Linked DNA regions of Homo sapiens: region 1 is linked to region 2. The links are chromatin loops, found by intact Hi-C in ENCODE. Cell type or tissue: Calu3. All regions are shown on one strand.

The links. Peaks named below come from ENCODE experiments on the same cell type or tissue, not always from the same donor. Only the 100,000 strongest peaks of a DNase experiment are listed, where the experiment ranks them.
Region 1: it touches region 2 in a loop (10-fold over the local background); 5 of 110 quality-filtered maps call a loop at or near these places.

Annotation. Positions count from the first base shown.
Region 1 is chr3:22,682,132-22,690,131 of GRCh38, forward strand. No RefSeq gene overlaps it. Among named protein-coding and RNA genes, the nearest start is that of UBE2E2-DT, 520 kb to the right of the region's middle. In Calu3, no CTCF peak of the experiment used is centred here; a DNase peak (open chromatin) is centred at 3,650.
Region 2 is chr3:22,172,454-22,180,453 of GRCh38, forward strand. It overlaps a transcript of ZNF385D not described here. Among named protein-coding and RNA genes, the nearest start is that of ZNF385D-AS2, 220 kb to the left of the region's middle. In Calu3, no CTCF peak of the experiment used is centred here; no DNase peak of the experiment used is centred here.

The DNA.
Region 1 (8,000 bases), 510 kb after region 2:
CTACAGTCATTAGTGCCATGAATATTTCATAACCTTTAAGGAATTGAATTAAATTTAATACTTCCTGCAACTGCATTAGATGCAAGAAGAGAGGGCAGTCTATAACTATTGCTTACTTTAATGAAATTACCTATAACCTGATTCTTTGCTAAAAGTAGCAGCCAATTACTCTGTAATCCACATGTATCTTAGGTAACAGTAGGAGGAAATTACTACGTGATGTTCTCTTTGGTAACTTGAAACCAACGAAAGCATATTATCCTCAAAAAGTGTATAGACTCAGTACAATGTGTGAAGCAATGATGTATTGACATATAGATATTTTTCCCTTTAAAAGCCTCCAAATGTCAAATTTCATTTATCAACTCTTAAGGTGCCATGGAGAGTAAAATAGGAATACCTACAGATATAAAATATGTTCTTGCATTAAGAATGTGAAAGAAGTCATTACTGCTTCCTATTAAATAACCATATTCTTTGTGGCTTACAGAAAAGAACAGTAGGCTCCTTATGCTCTCTCTGAAAATTTGAGCCCCTTCAAAGAGTTATTAGGTTGGTAGAGAAAAACCATCCATTAAACTCCTAAGAAGAGGGAGTATTGCTCAAATTGATGTTTTTCTGTCATGACTGTCTTTTTCTCTTCCCTCTAATTGTTCTACAAAACTGAATTTAAGGATAAACTCTTTAATCATAAGGATACTTAGGTCCCATACCCCCATTATCTCCAGAAAAATATATATAAGGAAGAGGCCTGAAGATATAGTTGCTAAATATCAACCTACCAAAAGGTAGGAGAGTACTAATTATATACCATGTTCTGCACTGTTTACTTTTATGTCTAGAATTTCATTATATTCCTCCCCAAACTTTACAAGTTAAATGTAATAGGCACTATTCTAAAAACAAGGAAGCTGAAGCTCACAGAGATTAAATGATCATCCAGTAACATACAGCTACTAAGACAGAGGAGTGGTAGTTTTGATACATAAATGAGAAAACTTTGATTTACATGTCCATGAGTACGAGAAAGGATTTTTAAAAATTAAGCTGAGCACAGTACTATAGAATTCTACGTCATCATGGCTGAGAGAAAACGTACCTGCTTTAATTCAGGAGACATATTTTGCTTTGAGTGAAAGGACATTACCAAATACTAAATACTAAATCATTCTGTTCTATTGAACCATGACCAGTGTTCTTTCTCCGAGTTTAGGTAAATAAAAATTAGAATTAGAGACTAAGGAAGAGATAACCAGAATCTCTCCACAAAATAAGATTAAGTTTATCAAGGCAGCCATCCCTATTTTTATTAGTCAAACTCCAAGATAAAAGCCCCAATGCTCTCTTGCCCCAGAAAGTTGATTCTTGAGCACATCATCCATACAGATGCTGCATGTTCTTACACTTGAGTTCCCTGCTTCCTCCTGCCTTCCGAGACCTTCACTCTGCCCTCTAGAGCACCAGCAACTATGTTCAACCTCTTCTCTGATGTTCTACTTTCTTGCCTTAAAAGCTCAGCTCTCTCCTCACATGTGATTCCTTCTATAGCTCTCAAAATAATGGATCTTTAGTCTGTGTACAGCATGTACGTCAGGGTTTAGTAGAGAGATTGTTATCCTCCTGCCTCCCAAATGCTGCTCACACTCACTACTCACACTCTTGTAGAAAATTCTGTCCCTCTGAGACTCATTCATTCATTTATGCCTTAACTCATTCAATAGATACTTAAAGAGCTAGTGTTGAGTGTCAATAGTTTTTTTTAAGCTCTAGGGATATGAAAGACATTATGTGACTTGATCATCCACTTTCCCTCCCAGCTGCAGTCATTATAAACTTCTAGATCATGGTGTATCACTCAGAGAAGGTTTTGACATCTAGCTTACAGTCTTGCTCTCCACCTCATATTTGTTTACAGGACAAGTTTTCTTCCCTCTGGGGAAGGAAAAGAAGGCAGATAACCTGGTCTAATTTCCTCTTCAAATGGACCTCTGGGTAAATAGACTAATATTTGCTAGTAGTCTTTATATATACAAAGGCCTTAGCAAGATGTCTTTGGTTAAGGATTACTGATAATAAATAAATCTAATATCAGTTATGTGAGGCATGGCTGCCTGGAGAATGTCAGGCAACCTGTATAATTATCAGCATTATAGAATTAGCCACATAAATACACTCTGCTATGTGAGGTAATTATCTCCTCACTTGGAGGTCCCATTTTTTACCCAGAACCAGAGAGCACAAAAGCAACAAAGGAAGAAAGTGCCAGTGTAACCATGTGAGATGTCTCAGACACCTCTCTTATTTGTCTCTGTTTCTTGATTGCCTACATCCCTGAATTATTTGGAAAGCTGGACATGGAGTATGATATCAGATATATATGAGTCTAATTTGACAATTCAATCCTGGTTTTAGCTAAGGCTCCCACCTCTATCATTCCATACGCATACACAGAATTCCTCATTAAATTTAATTTACCAGTTACCATCTTGTTGTCAAAACTACTGGGCATTCACAGTCATCTTACACGACCCATAACCTCTCCATTTTACTCAACACTGATGACTACGCCCTTCTGTCTGGAAAATATAATTCCTCGGCCTCTCTGCCAAATATAAACAGTTGAATTATTGCCTTCAATGCTTCACACTGCCCTGCATCGGTACCTTCCCCACAGTCTCAACATGGTCAGAGTATATTTCCATACCTCCTAGACTTTCGGTTTCTCTAAGTGTCTACTTTGGCCATGGAATGAATTATTTGGAAATGACAGTGCATCAGTTCCAATCTAGCAACTTATTCTCTTGTATTCATACTTCTGTCAAGGAAACACACTCCAGCTGGCCCTGTCTTACGGAGAGATACACAAAGCAGAACCTCAGCAGCCAACTCCAAGATTTTCATTCAAAGTAGAGCCACCCCAGTCATCACAGCCTGAAGCAGAGCTATCTAGCCACAGATTGGCCATATACCCCAGCCAAATTATAAGCATAAATGATGGTTCTTTTAACCATGGATTTTGGGGCTGATGTGTGTATTTCCACAGACTGACATAAAATACCACAGACTGGGTGATTTAAACAATATAAATTTATATTTCCCCAATTCTGAAGGCTAAAGATTCAAGATTAAGGTATTAACAGGTTTATCTGAAAATTGCAGATGGCTGCCTTCTGACTGCATCCTCTTGTGTTTTTTTCTTTGTGCATATGCATTTCTGGTGTCTCTTTGTGTGTCCAAATGTTATTGTCTTATAAGGACACCAGTCAACTGTCTAATTTTAACTTAATAACCTCTTTAAAGGATTTATCTCCAAACACAGTCACATTCTGAGGTACTGTCATTTAGGGCTTCAGCATATGAATTTTGGAAGGACACAAGTCAGCACATAACATTATGTTACATGGCATTATTATGACAATAACTGACTGGTACACGACAATCATCTGGCTTCTTCTACTTCTCTGACCTTTTCTTTTATTTCCTCTACTTAGCCATTTAAATGTAAGAGACCTCAAGACTCTATCTTAGGCCCCTCTTTCACACTATACTGTAACTCCAGGCCTGATATTCAACAGGAGGAGGTTTTTCCCCTCACCCCACCCAGGGACATTTGGCAATATCTGGAGACATTTTTGATGATCACAGCTGGGGAAGGTGTACTACTGACATCTAGGGGAGACAGCTGGGATCCTGCTATAAGATGCACAATGCACAGAGTAGCTCCCCTACAACAAAGTATTAACCAGCCCAAAATGTCAATGGTGCAGAGATTAAGAAACCCTCTTCTAGGCACTTACATCGAAGTTGTAGGCTCCACGCCATTGGCAATAGATTCACATCTCTGGCCCTGATATCTGAGTTTCAAACACACTTATCGTATTTAACCTCCCTTACTTGGATAATTCAAAAGCACTTCAAACTCAAATTATCCCAAAACAAACTTGTGGTTTTCCCTCCAGATATTGGTTCTCTTACTTGGTATTTCAGCTTAGCAAATTGTGTTCATCCAGAAACTCAGGAGCCAATAACTCCCTTTCCTCTAACCTATAAAGTTCATCACCCTGAGCTAATTTACTTTCTAAATATATCTTTGGTTCATCCATTTCTTTCATTTCCATTGAGAGTAACTTTTCTCCTCTAAGCTGTCATTTGTCTCTCCCTTGGAATGATGTCATTCAGTTTGCCAATTAGCAATCAAATGATTACTCTCAAAATTATTGAGCATTCTCTTTATAAAATACAAATATAAACATGACACTTCACTGATTCAAAACAAACAGAAAACATTCTCCATTGTTCTTAAAGATTGAAATCCTTAATGTTGCCTAAAAGTAAAATATCCATAAAATGTATTGTCAAAACCAGTACACTTTTAAGAGGAGTGTGTGCGTGCATGAGTGTGTGTGTGTTTGTGTGTGTGTGTGTGTGTGTGTGTGTGTGTGTGGTGGGGAAATATTAAAAATTATTCCAAGGCAAATGTAAACAGGGACTGTCCCTGTTTACATTTGCATACCCTGTTGCTACTTGCATACCCTGTTGATAAGTCCTTTGTTGCTTCAGCCCTGCCTGCCTCTCAAAATTCATCTCATATTATTTTCCTTTCCCTTTTGACTTTCCAGATAAATTGGACTTTATATGATGCTATCTTCTATGTGCCTCTTATGTGCCATATTCCTTCTACCTCAGTGGTTTTACATGTTTTTCACTCTGCATAGAAATTTCTCACCCCCAAATGTAAATTAGTACAGTCACTATGGAGAACAGTTTGAAAGTTCCTCAGAAAACTGAAAATAGAGCTACCATATGATCCAGCAATCCTACCTTTAAGGTACATACTCAACAGGAAGAAAATTAGTATATTGAAGAGATACCTGCACTCCAGTGTTTGCTGTAGCACTGTATACAATAGCTAAGATTTGGAAGCAACCTAAGCATCCATCAACAGATGAAAGGATAAAGAAAATGATGTACATATACACAATGGAGTCCTATTCAGCCATAAAAAAAAGAGAGAGAGAATGAGATCCTGTCGTTTGCAACAACATGAATGGAACTGGGGGACATTAAGTTATGTGAGATAAGCCAGGCACAGAAAGAAAAACATCACATGTTCTCACTTAAAAAAAAAAAAAAAGAATTGAACTAATGGAGATAGGAGAAAGACAATCATCAACATGGGGGAGGGAGTAGGTATGGTTAATTGGTACAAAAAATATATAAAGAATAAATGAAAATTAGTATTTGATAGTGCAACAGGGTAATTATAGTCAATACTAATTGCACATTTAAAAATAACTAAAAGAGTATAATTAAATTATTTGTAACACAAAGGATAAATGTTTGAGGTGATGGATATCCCATTTACCTTGAAGTGATTATTACACATTGCATGCCCATATCAAAATATCTCTTGTAAGTCCAGGACCAGATGGATTCACAGCCAAATTCTACCAGAGGTACAAGGAGGAACTGGTACCATTCCTTCTGAAACTATTCCAGTCAATAGCAAAAGAGGGAATCCTTCCTACTCATTTTATGAGGCCAGCATCATCCTGATACCAAAGCCGGGCAGAGACACCACTAGAAAAGGGAATTTTAGACCAATATCCCTGATGAACATTGATGCAAAAATCCTCAATAAAATACTGGCAAACCAAATCCAGCAGCACATCAAAAAGCTTATCCACCATGATCAAGTGGGCTTCATCCCTGGGATGCGAAGCTGGTTCAATATACGCAAATCAATAAATGTAAACTAGCATATAAACAGAACCAAAGACAAAAACCACATGATTATCTCAATAGACGCAGAAAAGGCCTTTGACAAAATTCAACAACGCTTCATGCTAAAAACTCTCAATAAATTAGGTATTGATGAGATGTATCTCAAAATAATAAGAGCTATCTATGACAAACCTACAGCCAATATCATACTGAATGGGCAAAAACGAAGTGTTCCCTTTGAAAACTGGCACAAGACAGGGATGCCGTCTCTCACCACTCCTATTCAACATAGTGTTGGAAGTTCTGGCCAGGGCAATCGGGCAGGAGAAGGAAATAAAGGGTATTCAATTAGGAAAAGAGGAAGTCAAATTGTCCCTGTTTGCAGATGACATGATTGTATATCTAGAAAACCCCATTGTCTCAGCCCAAAATCTCCTTAAGTTGATAAGCAACCTCAGCAAAGTCTCAGGATACAAAATCAATGTGCAAAAATCACAAGCATTCTGTTACACCAATAACAGACAAACAGAGAGCCAAATCATGAGTGAATTCCCATTCACAATTGCTTCAAAGAGAATAAAATACCTAGGAATCCAACTTACAAGGGATGTGAAGGGCCTCTTTAAGGAGAACTACAAAGCACTGCTCAATGAAATAAAAGAGGATACAAACAAATGGAAGAACATTCCATGCTCATGGGTAGGAAGAATCAATATCGTGAAAATGGCCATACCACCCAAGGTAATTTATAGATTCAATGCCATCCCCATCAAGCTACCAATGACTTGCTTCACAGAATTGGAAAAAACTACTTTAAAGTTCATATGGAAAGAAAAAAGAGCCCGCATCGCCAAGACAATCCTAAGCCAAAAGAACAAAGATGGAGGCATCACGCTACCTGACTTCAAACTATACTACAAGGCTACAGTAACAAAAACAGGATGGTACTGGTACCAAAAGAGAGATATAGATCAATGGAACAGAACAGAGCCCTCAGAAATAACGCTGCCTATCTACAACTATCTGATCTTTGACAAACCTGAGAAAAACAAGCAATGGGGAAAGGATTCCCTATTTAATAAATGGTGCTGGGAAAACTGGCTGGCCATATGTAGAAAGCTGAAACTGGATCCCTTCCTTACACCTTATACAAAAATTAATTCAAGATGGATTAGAGACTTAAACGTTAGACCTAAAACCATAAAAACCCTAGGAGAAAACCTAGGCAATACCATTCAGGACATAGGCATGGGCAAGGACTTCATGTCTAAAACACCAAAAGCAATGGCAACAAAAGACAAAATTGACAAATGGGATCTAATTAAACTAAAGAACTTCTGCACAGCAAAAGAAACCACCATCAGAGTGAACAGGCAACCTACAAAATGGGAGAAAATTTTCGCAACCTACTCATCTGACAAAGGGCTAATATCCAGAATCTACAATGAACTCAAACAAATTTACAAGAAAAAAACAAACAACCCCATCAAAAAGTGGGTGAAGGACATGAACAGACACTTCTCAAAAGAAGACATTTATGCAACCAAAAAACACATGAAAAAATGTTCACCATCACTGGCCATCAGAGAAATGCAAATCAAAACCACAATGAGATACCATCTCACACCAGTTAGAATGGCAATCATTAAAAAGTCAGGAAACAACAGGTGCTGGAGAGGATGTGGAGAAATAGGAACACTTTTACACTGTTGGTGGGACTGTAAACTAGTTCAACCATTGTGGACGTCAGTGTGGCAGTTCCTCAGGGATCTAGAACTAGAAATACCATTTGACCCAGCCATCCCATTACTGGGTATATACCCAAAGGACTATAAGTCATGCTGCTATAAAGACACATGCACACGTATGTTTATTGCGGCACTATTCACAATAGCAAAGGCTTGGAACCAACCCAAATGTCCAACAACGATAGACTGGATTGAGAAAATGTGGCACATATACACCATGGAATACTATGCAGCCACAAAAAATGATGAGTTCATGTCCTTTGTAGGGATATGGATGAAATTGGAAATCATCATTCTCAGTAAACTATCGCAAGGACAAAAAACCAAACACCACATGTTCTCACTCATAGGTGGGAATTGACAATGAGAACACATGGACACAGGAAGGGGAACATCACACTCTGGGGACTGTTGTGGGGTCGGGGGAGTGGGGAGGGATAGCATTAGGAGATATACCTAATGCTAAATGATGAGTTAATGGGTGCAGCACACCAGCATGGCACATGTATACATATGTAACTAACCTGC
Region 2 (8,000 bases):
CAATGTGGTTCTTGCAGTTGATTTATTTAGTGCACTGTTCTGACGTAAGCTGAAATGTCACCACCTTTGCCAAAGGACCAGCTGTTGGTATCAAGACTGCCCTGAGAAGTGCTCATCTTCTCTAACCCACGCCACCCCTGGCATGGGTCTCTGCTGGACCCTACAATTCGTGTAACCTAATTAAGAATCAAAAGTTGTAGACACAGAAGCCAACTGAAAAAACTCCGAAGAAACAAAGCTGGAGCAACTTGAGCAATAATCAAAGCAACATATTATTGGATTAATACCTAAAGTATAAATTTCAATGAGTATATACTGATATAAATATAAATGAAGGAGATAGATACCAAACTCTCATTTAGAAGTATTCCAAATAACTTAAATAGACATCCTCCATTCAAAGCGGGATAGGGCACAACACTCTTCTTCCTCTTTAAGTATAGGTTATGCTTAGTGACTTGCATCTAAACAGTGTGGTACAGAAAGAGGAGAAAAGTAGCTTTATAGTGAAGAAACCTGACAAATAATACTTCAGCCACATCAAGTTTCACATCAACAGTGACAGGTCACATTGATAGCAAGAATCCTTAATATGACGTGCTAACAATGGTATTTCACCTCTGTGATCTTCCTTACAGAAATAATAGACAAACACAAACTAAGGAACAGTATACAAAATACCTGACCAATATGCAAAACTGTCAAGGTCATCAAAACTAGGGGAAGTCTGAGAAATTGTTACAGCCCAGTGGAGCCTAAAGAAATACTAAAACTAAATGAAATGTGGTATCCTGGATGGGGCCTTGAAATAAAACATGGACATCGGAGGAAAAATTAATGAAATCCAAATAAAACGTAGAGTATCATTAATAATAATGTATTATTAGTTCGTTAGTTGTAATAAATGTACCGTATTTACAAAAGATATCGACAATAGAGAAAATTGGATGGGAGGTCTATGGGAACTCTACCAATTTGGCAACTTTTCTGCAACTCTAAGACAATTATACAGTAAAAGTTTTATTTAATATTTTTTAAAATTTGGAAAATAGAGCAGAGACCATTTTCTCTCCTTGACAATAAAACAGGAACCTCTTGAGAACTTGTGTGCTCTGGGAAAGAACTGAGAAAGAAACTTCTGTTCTCTTTATCCCTTGCTCATTCATCTCACGGTAGAAATAAATTATGTGATTTGAAGAATGAGGGAAACATTCACTGCTTCATGTGCGGTCCACCATCGGATGGCTCTTTATCTCAAATTTGCCTGAAATGACCTTCTCCTATCTTCTTACTTGCCGTATACAAACTTACAATGGAAAGGCTCCCCAGCCCTCTGTGAAAAGCTCAGAATTCTCCTGCCTGTGACTAGGTAGGTAAATTCAATTCAGAAAAGAAACGGTTGAGGGTTGAAAAATCCAATATGGAACACAGTTGTAAGTCATTTTATCTAATTCAAATTTTCCTTCTGAATAACTGGGCTACCAACCCACTAACAAAAAATCTAATACACCTCAACTGATTCCTTCTATTTATTATCAGTTTCAATTAAGATTATAAGCCATTTACACACAAACACACACACACACACACACACACACAGAGATATCCAAGCCAACCATCACATAATTAACAATTTATAAACTTCATATTTGCTTTAGTGTTTTAACCCTATTGCAACTCCCACAATCATTAATATAAAATGAAAGTATGTAAAATAGTGTATTTTAGTTGACAACCAAACCCAATTTTAATGAGTAGAAAACTTTCCCTGCAAATAGTGTGTTTTATCTCAACTTTAACAAGCCAGGTTACATCGTTTTGTCTATGATTGCCTTTAGTCACTGTTCTTGCATCTGATGCCTTGTCAAAGTGGCAAACCTCTAAAATCTCCAAGAATCTCAAGTTTCTAAGACAATCTGAATTGACAATGAAACGTCTGTAGATGACAGCCACTAACAGACAGTTTAGTGCACAATAAACCACAGTGTAAGTAGTTTTACAAATGACTTACAAAGTCATACGACTCTAAATGGTATAAACCAAAATATTCTTGTTTTACAATGACTTCTCCCACTGTGTAATTTTTTTAAAAGTTGGCAGATAGGAATTTACATATCTAGAAGACATTTAGCACAGACACTCTCATATAAATAGTGGTAGAGACCAAGGCTAAACACTGAAAATTCCTTTAGAAATCTTGATATGATAATATCTCCAGAAATTATTTTTGGTTCAACGGAAAATAAAATAAAAATCTAATCTAGAGATACTTCATGGCGATAACACTGAAATACAACTAGTCAGGGTAGATGACAGCTGGCTATTTCATTACAAAGTCAAAATTACAAGTTTATTTGGTAAGCAGCTTTATATTCTTAAGTTTTAGTAATATTTATACAGAACACAACAGGTGACAGATTTTGGCCATTTCTTTAAAAATAACTTCATTGAAAAAATAAAATTTAATGTCTAAATATTCCCCAAATTTTACAAAAGTTTTGCTCAAAAAAACTTATTCTGAAAAGAAGAATCCACCAATACTGACTTCCTTATAGAGTCTCTTATAAAGAGTTCTTAAAATTGCTTTATTATGGAAAAAAAGTACTGTATGGGAAGATATCAGTCTAGTCCATTTCACAGAAGGGGAGTTGTAATTTGTATGATATATACAAATCCTAATGGAGTTTATAATTCTTATACAATTTTCTTGACCAGCTCATAAAATGAAGGTAAAAATATAACAAAGATTTATTATTTGTAAGAATATGATGATACAACTGCTACTGTAATACGTCATTTTGCAGAAAGCATTTAAAATCACCTTTAAAAATGGTAAAAGGTTGTGGAAATCATGAATAAGCATATATAAAGTAAAAAGAGAAAAATACTGTACTCATGTCATGGGATTAGATACTGCTTACTTGGAATATAATTTCCAGAGACAATTATCATAAGTGGATTTTAAAAGCACTAAAATTAATTTGAAATAACTTAGAAAAAATGAGAAAAAAAAAGCTATTAGGTGATTTGAAAGGTGGCTCTAGCCACACATTGCCATTCAAAGTTGCCCATGCAGGATTTAAGTTAAATTGCTTCAGAAAATTAAGACTAGTAATGAACCATTATAGGCAAATATTTTTAAATCTCATTTTTATTCATAAAACTTGTGAAAGAAATTTGGCCTTTTTTCGATGAAAAAAATACGTAGTAACTTTTATTCAGCATTTCCTTGTATTAGGATTTAGAGAGTATTGCTTACATCTGTATATGCATATACATACTGTATATATGTGTATAAATTATACATATGCATATATAATGTATATAGATTTTATGCATCATATTTGGAATACATATATATATAAATCAAATAAACTACTTCAGTAGTGAATCTTCCTCTATATTCAAGACTAATGTAGAAAAATTTATTTTACTGTTATGGTAAAACATTAAATATATATTATATATAATATATAAAATCATATTTATAACATTAGCATTTGAGAAAATTATAGTGGGTCACAATATCTTCTATATTTCACTATTAAAATTGTAAATAGTTCACAAGCTGTAAAGTACCATTATAAAAATAATTTTGCTTTGATCTAATTCCCCACTAGAGTGCAGTGTGAATTTAAAATTAAAACTACAGCATCTGGAAATTCCCAAGACATAAAAATGGCATTACTATAATTCTGTAAATATCTAACATACACATATTCTAACACAACATTCAGCTTCAGTGGTGTGTGTGTGTGTACAGCACAGCTAACGAACTCACCAATATTTAGCCACACAACTCAGATACTAAAGATAAACCAGGGGAAAGTCACAGAACAGAAGATAATCTAAACTGTTTGTCACATGTTATCATAAGTTCTTTACTAAAAAGCATTAATTGTTTTACATCACCTCCTAACTTAAATATCACTTAGGAACTTCAAAAATGAGAACATTTTAATTAGGAACATCTTACTTTTATGACAGGAAATTACATTATAGAAGACTACATAAGGCAAATGAAGGTTAATGGATTGCATTTCAAGTACAGTTTTTATCACATCACAGCATCACATTAAATTTGTTGGTCTCAATACAACCATGGCTTTTACAAGTTGATGGAAGTCTTAACTGAATATTTGCAGACTCACCTACAAAAATTAAGCCCAGAGTGGCAGAATGAGATACAGAATGGAACTTTTAAATGCATTCCTTTCTTCCTTTTAAGCAGTAGACTTTTTAGAATTGTAAGCTTCAAATCAGAATTTCTATTTTGAGTCCTCAGTTTCAAAAAGAAATTTTACCTTAATCTTCAAATGACTCACCATGAAAGCACTAAAATATTTTTGAGGCCAAATGGGAGCCCATAGTTTAACCTCGAAAATAAAAACAACAACATTTTGTTAAAAAAGGTAAATCATTCAAGTAGAATCTACTACTATATAAATAATAGATCAGATATGTCTTAAATTTCAACGTCACGAATGTATTCCTCAAAGTTTCAAAGACCAATGAAAAATTATATTATATTACTATTATTACATTTTTTTAGCCAACAGTACACAAATCTTTTCCTGTATTCTGACCTACTGTTCCTATTTTAGGGATATCTTCTTGAATCAGTCATGCCATCAGGGCCTCCTTGGCAAAACATGATCCCCCTGGAGTTATGCCACACAGCGTGTCTGCCATCACACCAGGGATGCTGAGGCTGCACTGTGAGTCCTGCTCTTGAGTTCTCAGACCAGATTTTTTTAAAGCTACTTTAAACATCAACCCTATTTTCTTGAAAATGCACCAAATATCTTTGTGCTTTCAGCTAGTTCTACTCTACTTTGGATCTAAAACAGCTTACATAAAACTTAAGAAAGGTTTGCCCCAGAAAAATTTCTGAAGACCTGAGTTAGAGAATGATTGTTCTTATGTATATCTGGTGAAAAGTTATGCCAAGAAAAAAAGTAGGCACCCTACAAGTTATTAAAAAGTCATATGACAAATATATGTTAAGTACCTGCCATGTGCTAGCACTCGTTTAGCCACTTAGGATATTTGTACATCACATCACACAATACCCTAGTTCTCTGTGAAGTTTGAGAAGAGAGAGATAATGTAGGCTAGACTGACTATGACTTTTTTTTATTATTATACTTTTAAGTTTCAGGGTTTAAGTGCACAATGTGCAGGTTTGTTACATATGTATACATGTGCCGTGTTGGTGTGCTGTAGCCATTAACTCGTCATTTAACATTAGGTATATCTCCAAATGCTATCTCTCCCCTCTCCCCAAACCCCACAACAGTCCCTGGTGTGTGATGTTCCCCTTCCTGTGCCCATGTGTTCTCACTGTTCAATTCCCACCTATGAGTGAGAACATACGGTGGTTGGTTTTTTGTCCTTGTGATAGTTTGCTGAGAATGATGGTTTCCAGCTTCATCCAATGTCCCTACAAAGAACATGAACTCATCCTTTTTTATGGCTGTACAGTATTCCATGGTGTATATGTGCCACATTTTCTTAATCCAGTCTATCATTGTTGGACATTTGGGTTGGTTCCAAGTCTTTGCTATTGTGAATACTGCCGCATTAAACATATGTGTACATGTGTCTTTATAGCAGCATGATATATAATTCTTTGGGTATATACCCAGTAATGGGATGGCTGGGTCAAATGGTATTTCTACTTCTAGATCCCTGAGGAATCGCCACACCGACTTCCACAATGGTTGAACTAGTTTACAGTCCCACCAACAGTGTAAAAGTGTTCCTATTTCTCCACATCCTCTCCAGTACCTGTTGTTTCCTGACTTTTTAATGATTGCCATTCTAACTGGTGTGAGATGGCATCTCATTGTGGTTTTGATTTGCATTTCTCTGATGGCCAGTGATGATAAGCATTTTTTCATGTGTCTTTTGGCTGCATTAATGTCTTCTTTTGAGAAGTGTCTGTGCATATCCTTCACCCACTTGTTGATGGGGTTGTTTTTTTCTTGTAAATTTGTTTGAGTTCTTTGTAGATTCTGGATATTAGCCCTTTGTCAGATGAGTAGATTGCAAAAATTTTTCTCCCATTCTGTAGGTTGCCTGTTCACTCTGATGGTAGTTTCTTTTGCTGTGCAGAAGCTCTTTAGTTTAATTAGATCCCATTTGTCAGTTTTGGCTTTTGTTGCCATTGCTTTTGGTGTTTTAGACATGAAGTCCTTGCCCCCCATGCCTATGTCCTGAATGGTATTGCCTAGGTTTTCTTCTAGGGTTTTTATGGATTTAGGTCTAACATGTAAGTCTTTAATTATCTTGAATTAATTTTTGTATAACGTGTAAGGAAGGGATCTAGTTTCAGCTTTCTACATATGGCTAGCCAGTTTTCCCAGCACCATTTATTAAATAGGGAAACCTTTCCCCATTTCTTGTTTTTGCCAGGTTTGTCAAAGATCAGATAGTTGTAGATATGTGGCATTATTTCTGAGGGCTCTGTTCTGTTCCATTGGTCTATATCTCTGTTTTGGTACCAGTACCATGCTGTTTTGGTTACAGTAGCCTTGTAGTATAGTTTGAAGTCAGGCAGCGTGATGCCTCCAGCTTTGTTCTTTTGGCTTAGGATTGACTTGGCGATGTGGGCTCTTTTTTGGTTCCATATGAACTTTAAAGTAGTTTTTTCCAGTTCTGTGAAGAAGGTCATTGGTAGCTTGATGGGGATGGCATGGAATCTATAAATTACTTTGGGCAGTATGGCCATTTTCACGATATTGATTCTTCCTACCCATGAGCATGGAATGGTCTTCCATTTGTTTGTATCCTCTTTTATTTCATTGAGCAGTGGTTTGTAGTTCTCCTTGAAGAGGTCCTTCACATCCCTTGTAAGTTGGATTCCTAGGTATTTTATTCTCTTTGAAGAAATTGTGAATGGGAGTTCACTCATGATTTGGCTCTCTTGTGTGTCTGTTATTGGTGTATAAGAATGCTTATGATTTTTGCACACTGATTTTGTATCCTGAGACTTTGCTGAAGTTGCTTATCGGCTTAAGGAGATTTTGGGCTGAGACGACGGGGTTTTCTAGATATACAATCATGTCATCTGCAAACAGGGACAATCTGACTTCCTCTTTTCCTAATTGAATACCCTTTATTTCCTTCTCCTGCCTGATTGCCCTGGCCAGAACTTCGAATACTATGTTGAACAGAAGTGGTGAGAGAAGGCATCACTGCCTTGTGCCAGTTTTGAAAGGGAATGGTTCCAGTTTTTGCCCATTCAATGAAGGCAGAAATAAAGAAGTTCTTTGAAACCAATGAGAACAAAGACACAACATACCAGAATCTCTGGGACACATTTAAAGCAGTGTGTAGAGGGAAATTTATAGCACTAAATGCCCACAAGAGAAAGCAGGAAAGATCCAAAATTGACACCCTAACATCACAATTAAAAGAACTAGAGAAGCAAGAGCAAACACATTCAAAAGCTAGCAGAAGGCAAGAAATAACAAAGATCAGAGCAGAACTGAAGGAAACAGAGACACAAAAAACCCTTCAAAAAATCAATGAATCCAGGAGCTGGTTTTTTGAAAAGATCAACAAAGTTGATAGACCACTAGCAAGACTAATAAAGAAGAAAAGAGAGAATAATCAAATAGATGCAATAAAAAATGATAAAGGGGATATAACCACCTATCCCACAGAAATACAAACTACCATCAGAGAATACTATAAACACCTCTATGCAAGTAAACTAGAAATCTGGAAGAAATGGATAAATTCCTCGACACATACACCCTCCGAAGACTAAACCAGGAAGAAGTTGAATCTCTGAATAGACCAATAACAGGCTCTGAAATTGAGGCAATAATTAATAGCTTACTAACCAAACATGTACAGGACAAGACGGATTCACAGCCGAATTCTAACACAGGTACAAGGAGGAGCTGGGACCATTCCTTCTGAAACTATTCCAATCAATAGAAAAAGAGGGAATCCTCCCTAACTCATTTTATGAGGCCAGCATCATCCTG